2 separate regions of the Homo sapiens genome follow, and region 1 is linked to region 2. The links are chromatin contacts, found by Hi-C or POLR2A ChIA-PET in ENCODE. All regions are on one chromosome and are shown on one strand. The core of a region is the stretch at or near the end of the contact, and the rest is flanking DNA. Distances in the headings are between cores, read along the strand shown. Region 1 holds the start of FUBP1 (far upstream element binding protein 1). Region 2 overlaps AK5 (adenylate kinase 5).

What was found. Hi-C counts contacts between places; a loop is a spot of excess contacts on that map. ChIA-PET counts read pairs that join two places held with the same protein, here RNA polymerase II (POLR2A). Pooled maps may share reads with other maps.
Region 1: a pooled map shows a loop between it and region 2 (3-fold over the local background). The contact joins the promoter of FUBP1 here to the enhancer-like site in region 2. A Hi-C loop is called at or near these places in 2 of 50 pooled maps. POLR2A ChIA-PET finds 5 or more read pairs at or near these places in 4 of 52 experiments (OCI-LY7, SK-N-SH, activated CD4-positive, alpha-beta T cell and 1 more).

Annotation. Positions count from the first base shown.
Region 1 is chr1:77,977,230-77,980,656 of GRCh38, forward strand. FUBP1 (far upstream element binding protein 1) reads right to left here and starts at 1,843. Exons shown (of 20, transcript NM_003902.5): 1 at 1,656-1,843. The coding sequence starts at 1,775. It also overlaps a transcript of DNAJB4 not described here. RefSeq lists enhancers at 1,407-1,456, 1,527-1,576, 1,587-1,646, 1,657-1,786, 2,097-2,246 and 1 more.
Region 2 is chr1:77,538,999-77,542,502 of GRCh38, forward strand. The region is part of intron 13 of AK5 (adenylate kinase 5); the gene reads left to right. Among named protein-coding and RNA genes, the nearest start is that of ZZZ3, 140 kb to the right of the region's middle. Within about 2 kb of position 1,678, at least 14 of the 41 ENCODE cell types and tissues checked have a DNase peak (open chromatin) inside an H3K27ac peak, as active enhancers do; they include OCI-LY7, where a contact is called at or near this core.

The DNA.
Region 1 (3,427 bases), core at 593-3,092, 440 kb after region 2:
GGGCGCAGCGGCTCACGCCTGTAATCCCAGCTTTGGGAGGCCAAGACGGGCGGATCACGAGGTCAGGAGTTCGAGACCAGCCTGGCCAGCATGGTGAAACCCTGTCTCTACTGAAAACAAACAAACAAACAAAAAAAACACAAAAAATTAGCCGGGCATGGTGGCGGGCGCCTGTAATCCCAGCTACTCGGGAGGCTGAGGCAGGAGAATTGCTTGAAGCCGGGAGGCAGAGGTTGCAGTGGGACGAGATCGCACCACTGCACTCCAGTCTGGGCGACAGAGGGAGACTCCGTCTCAAACAAAACAAAACAAAACTCCAGTATCTACCTACAGTGTGCGATACCAATTAATCCAATGTGCTGGTTCTGGTAAAATAAAATAGTTGGTTCCAGTAAATAAAATAGTTCCCTTAAGTTTTACAAATCAATCTAATAAAACACGCTAAGAGTGTTTGTCATAGTTATATGCTTGTTGCTAAACATGTTCAGAATTTCTTAAATTACGTGGAAAAAACCGCAGAACTAATATTAATGATGACCTTTTGTTGACTACTCCTAGTATTTCTGGTTATAAAAAAGTACAGGTACATGTTTATAATGCGTTCACATTAGATGTGTTACAACGGATTTTATGAATTCTAATTTTGACTCAATGTTCCTTCAACTGTCCCGGTAAAAAGTTAACTAAGTGAACTCCTAATGCAACGAAAACACAGCACAACACTGGTTTCTAATTATCATTAGCTTAAAACTAGTAAAAAATGCCCAGCACCTAGTACAATATGCATAGTGTCACAGAGAATAGGATTCTTTTGCTTACATGCAAATCTATACCAACACCATACATTTTGAAATGTTAAATATATTAGGGGACTATCTAAGAATGTAAAGTTCAAATTAAGGTATCTTTTATTTTCCTGGAATACACGCACTATTTTAACAGCTTTCGTCTGGGAAAGTGGTGCCTTCAGGGCAAATGCACGCACTACGTAATACAAAGAGGTCTGGTCAGTTTACGACTCTGAACTGAGAGGCAGATTCAAATTGAAACCTCTGGTATAATGGGCCTGAGGCCATTTTGAGAAATAAGGGGGGCGGACTGGTGGAACAGACTGACACGTAAATCCCGCCCAGAAAAAGGCTGCTTTCAAGTCCCTTCCTTGTAGAGGTGTGACGGTGAATGGTACTGAAAGCGGTTTTAATTGCGAGAGAGAACGGAAATGAGCTGTAAAGGCTACTTTAATGATAAATCCCTTCCCTTGCTATGGCTCCAGGACAGACCCTAGTTCTTTCCCAAACTCATTACCAGAACCTTCCATTAAATTGTGTGAAACTAACTGCGCTTTATCCCCTGGAAGAGGATCTTTATCTAAACTAGCTCACTGGAGACACGCGAGTGCCGCAGAAGCGGGAGAAAGACTTCAGGCCTTCTTTGCGTAGCACGCGTCGGGGTTCTAAGTGGATTAGGCACCAAGAACACAAAACTGGGTTCTGGTCTCTAATCGTTATTACCAACATGGGGAAACGTGTCTCTTCACATTTCAGCCCGGAAGAACACCTCTTTCCTCTTCCTCATGCGCTTAAGGGTAGCGGCCTACTCAGTCAGCGGCCAATTACCGTGAGCTTTCGGGATTCCGCCGCGCGGTCCACACTTACCTGCCGGGCTCTCTGCAGTGCATCTTTGAAAGCGTCGTTAACTCCTCCACCACCACCGCCGCCACCACCGCCACCAGCTGAGCCAGAAGAGGGGGGAGGCACTGTTGAATAGTCTGCCATGGTTGCACTATAAGAGCCGCTGCCGCCTGTTCAGAGACTTCCTCTCAGCTAACAGCTAAGAAAGAAAGAAAATGGCGGCCGTCGAAGCTCTATTACATTCTTGCGCGACCATCGTGCCGTAAAGGGGCGGAGACTGAAGGAACAAAATCTCGCGATGTTTCCGAGGCAACGCGCTGGTGTGGGTTAGGGCTGAGAAAGAACGACAGGAACAGAGACGTCGCGAGGATTAAGTTTAAGACTTCGCGAGAACAGAATTTCTTTTGGCACCTCCTCTCCGCGCGTTCTTGGGGTGAGGCTGGGTAATTGTTCCTGCAGGGTGGTGGGTGATAGTGGCCAGTTGACTGCGACTGTGTTTGGGTGGTGGGAAGCCTGAAGAAAAGGTTGTTTCTTACCGGTCGCTGCCTCAGGGAGGTAGTGCGGTAGAATTTTCCGCTATGGGTCATTCTCGGTGTCCGCGGGGAAGGGCGTGACAACGACGGGCGTGACGGCGAAGCAACAGTGTCTCGAGAGCGCTGCCGCCCGGAGGGCGCCAGGAGAAGTGCGTCCGAGACGCCGCGCGGTGATGCTCCTGAAAACGTCTGCCCGGCGTAGCGGGAACCCAGCATGATTTTCAGGGTAGTAAAGTGTCCCTGTATTTTACTTACAGACTGTCCGATTTTTTAGTTTTATCACGAGGGTGGGTGTTGAATTCAGGCTGGAAGCCTGTTAGTTCTCGACCATATTTTAAGTTTTTTGTTTAAAATAATGTGGATGAGGCTCTAAAAGTATGACTGCCCTTTTCTTTATCCAAAAACGTGATTGTTCTTAAAGTTCAGTGTTAGCCAGATTTAATAACCTAGTATATGTATGTGTCCATGGCCATTTTTATTAAGGGTTTTTTTTTGTTTGTTTGTTTGTTTTGAGAGTCTCGCTCTGTTACCCAGGCTGGAGTGCAGTGGCGCGGTCTCGGCTCACTGCATCCTCCGCCTCCTGGGTTCAAGCGATTCTCCTGCCTCAGCCTCCCGAGTAGCTGGGACAACAGGCGCCTGCCACCACGTCTGGGCTAATTTTTTGCGTTTGTAGTAGAGACGGGGTTTCACCGTGTTAGCCAGGATGGTCTCGATCTCGTGACCTCGTGATCCACCCGCCTCGGCCTCCCAGAATGCTAGGATTATAGGCGCGAGGCACTGCGCCCGGCCTGTTAAGGTCTCTTAAGTTAAGAACAGCATTGTTTCTTGACCAAAATAGATTTTGTAGCTTCTTAGGCGTAGTTTCTCCCACCCCATCCTGTGGGTACTCAAATGTAAGATCATATTCTGAATTGTCATCACAGGACTAGGTATATATATATATATATGTGTGTGTGTGTGTGTGTGTGTGTGTGTGTGTGTAAATTGGTATTTTATGTTATGTACTTCAGTTACCAAGTAATGCCAGACATTTCTTCAGACCTTCTCCAACATATCGTGGCATGTAATTTACTGTGTTAATAGTAGTAAGCTCCAGGAATCGTGAGGATACTTTAGAAGTCTTACTCTTTATTATTGAGTATATCACAGTGACTTTTTTTTTCCAAAATTATTTGTTTAAATAACAAACAATGAGGTAAAATGAACTTTCTCGACTTTGTGGCATTTTGTCTTACTTGGTTAGGTCTAAAAAAATACTTTTTC
Region 2 (3,504 bases), core at 428-2,927:
TAAGCCACATGGTCAAGCAATATTTATGTTTAGAAAACAGAAGTGAGGAACTGAGGTTAATTAGTTACAGCCTTATGTGAATCAGCTGGCTACCTACTATTGACTTAAGCTCAGCTGCTGGAACTACCAAAACTCAGCCATCTGTTACAGTGTGTACATCCAAGTTGTTTGTTTCATTTAGCACGGATGACTCCACGTTGGTTCGGCCTGTTGGGCCCAGAACGGGAGCCTAGTCCAAACCAATGGCCTCCTACAAATTTTATTTAATGGTGGAAAAGAGGTTTGCAGTCCCCTGGCTCATCTCTTCAACTTCCCCTGCATTTTGGAGATGCTGGCTGCTGGGTGCGTGGTGAGGTAACATTATGATCCACTGCACAAATATGTAAAACCTCTCCAGCCCGGACTGCAGAGCAGCGTGAGCTTCAGCCTTCAGGACTCCCAGAGAGTCTCAGGGAGGCTGCTTCATCCCACTGCCCCTGCCCAGGGCCATCCCCTACCCACACAGCTGCAAAGATGAACAGTCCTCCCTACACACCTAGCATAGAAACAGTGTGTGCTGGGCCCAGGAAGCTGAGATTTGTCTGCAGGTACCCGTGGGGTTTGCCAGTAGCTAGGGTGACAAGAGCGGGGACTGCAGGAGAAGCAGGGGAGGGGACAGGATTGTTTGCCGCTGGAGAGGGAGAAAGCCACTGGCCCACTCTGTTGTCTGGCCTCTGGGTTTTTGCCCAGTCCTCCTGCATCAGCTTAATCTCCCTTGGTTCCTAAGTAACAGCTTGTGGCCTGCTCCTGTGATGCTGTTTGGATTGTTTGCCCCTCCTCCCTGTTGTTTTACTGGACCCAAGACAGGGCTGCTCACCCAAGAGGACCTCTGGGTCACTTAAGGAGCTTTCTTAAAACTAGGTGGGGCTGGTGAATGCACTTCAAGAAAGCAAGTGAGATGAATCAGCAGTTCTGTGAGATTTATTTAGGAATTAAAGCCACAGGGGGGGCCAACCCATGCAGCCCACAAATAGGCCACAAGCACCGCCCTCAGGCCTCTACCCAGCAATGCTGACATTGAACCCATCATCTGACACCCTCCATCCCCCACTCCATGACAAGTCAGCCCTTTGGCCACCAGCTAGCTAAGGAAAGTGCAGCAAAATTTCAAACAAAGATAATTTTTAAAGCAAAGCAGAATTTATACAGCCACTCCCTTATTCTTTATGTCATCATAATGCCATCCTTGTACAATAAAGTTAGAACTTCTTGTAACGTGCACACCAGAGATGGAAGTACATGTGATACAGGTGTATCCCTTTCTGCCTGTTTTTCTCCCTCTCATAAAGCAGAGGTTTGCCCTGCATCTGAGAAAGAATTAGAACAGAACTTTCCTCCATTTCATTCCCCACCTCACTACACTTGGGCCAGGCAGCGTTCGCCAGTCATGGCACTTCCTACCAAGTCTGAATGCTGTCTCAGAAACTTGCTCAACACAGCCGTATGGACCATCACCCCCAACTGACTAGAATTAGCCTACAAGAAGAAGTTTTCTTTCACCTTAGTGAGATAATTTATTATGGCCATAAGTAACTGAAATGTAGCATTTGGGGATGAAAAGCACAGTTACCAGCCAAAGACTCCCTGGGGGATGGCGGGGGGAATATGGGCCTGTGCATCAGAAAGCCCCAGGCACACTTTCATCAACTTCGGTGAGTCATTTTACTGCTTCACCTCTCAGTTCTTCTTCCTAAAGTGGATAGAACACGATCTACTAGAATTGACCAAGTCTATTATTATAAAAGTAACACATACTTGCTTTATAAAATATAGAAAACTGGTCAGGTGTGGTGGCACATGTCTATAATCACAGCAGTTTGGGAAGCCAAGGAGAGTGTGGGTCACTGGAGCTTAGGAGTTTTTTTTTGTTTGTTTCTTTTTTTTTTAGAGATGGAGTCTCGCTCTGTCACCCAGGCTGGAATGCAATGGCGCAATCTTGGCTCACTGCAACCTCCACCTCCTGGGTTCAAGCCATTCTTCTGCCTCAGCCTCATGAGTAGCTGGGATTACAGGCACCCACCACCACACCCAGCTAATGTTTTGTATTTTTATTAGAGATGGGGTTTCTCTTATGTTGGCCAGGCTGGTCTCGAACTCCTGACCTTGTGATCTGCCTGCCTTGGCCTCCCAAGGTGCTGGGATTACAGGCGTGAGCTACCACGCCCAGCCAGGAGCCTAGGAGTTCTTGACTATCTTGGGCAACATGGCAAAACCCATCTCTACAAAAAATACAAAAGTTAGCCAGGCGTGGTGGAACACATCTGTGGTCACAGCCACTCAGGGGACTAAGGTGGGAGGATTATTTGAGCCCAGGAGGTTGAGGCTGCAGTGAACCAAGATAGTGCCACTGCACTCAACTGGCGAGATCCTGTTTCCAAAAAAAGAAAAAAGAAACAAAGAAAATGTAGAAAACTAGGTAGTCCCACCACTCAGAGGCAAACATTGTGGGGCGTTTTCACCACATCTTTTTGCTGTGAATTTTAAAAACATGATTGTGATTGTAGGTAATACTGAGCCAGACTCTGTGGTTGTAGGTAGCAGGTGCCAACTCCCGCTGGCCTAACCTGAAACACAGAACTTCATTATAAGGTTAGAAGACTCAAGGCTGAGGCACAGCAGGCCCTAGAAGGCGTGTGGGATCAGGCCTAAAAGGCTCACAGTGCTCCCTACTGCTTCACAAACACCGTTTCCTTCTCTCTAAGCTGGGTTTTTTTTCTTTCTCTGGCTTATAAGCCAGAATATGCCCACCTGACAGCTTTCGCATTTGCACATTACCACGGCACTCTGATTCCCAGCTCCAGATTCCTGAGAGAAATGATGTGGTTGGCCTTGCTTTGCTCAGGGTCTCCTTGGCTCTCTTAGCTGTGGACAGGCAGCTGGGGTCACAGGGGGCTTTTTTATTTTTTTCTGTACTTTATTGAGTGCATATGGTATGTGTGGGACACGACACTTGGTGCTGGGGACACAGCAGTCAACGTGACAAAGCCCCTCACTGAAAAGAGAAAAACAGGCCAGGCACGGTGGCTCACACCTGTAATCCCAGCCCTTTGGGAGGCCAAAGCAGGCAGATCACAAGGTCGGCAGTTCGAGACCAGCCTGGCCAACATGGCAAATGTCTCTACTAAAAATATAAAAATTCGCTAGACGTGGTGGTGCGCATATGTAATCCCAGCTACTGAGGAGGCTGAGGCACGAGAATTACTTGAACCTGGGAGGCGGAGGTTGCGGTAAGCCAAGATCACACCACTGCACTCTGGCCTGGATGACAAAACGAGACTCGGTCTCAAAAAAAAAGAGCAAAACCGTATACAAGAAAATAAAGCAACCACTAACAAGTTCTGTGGATAAAACAAAACAGAATGCATTGTTGGGAGTGAGCACTGTGGGCAGCTGTTTGGAAAGTCTGAGGAGGTAGCATTTGAATTAGGACCTGACTGATATAAACATGGTTACCTGGGACTCTTC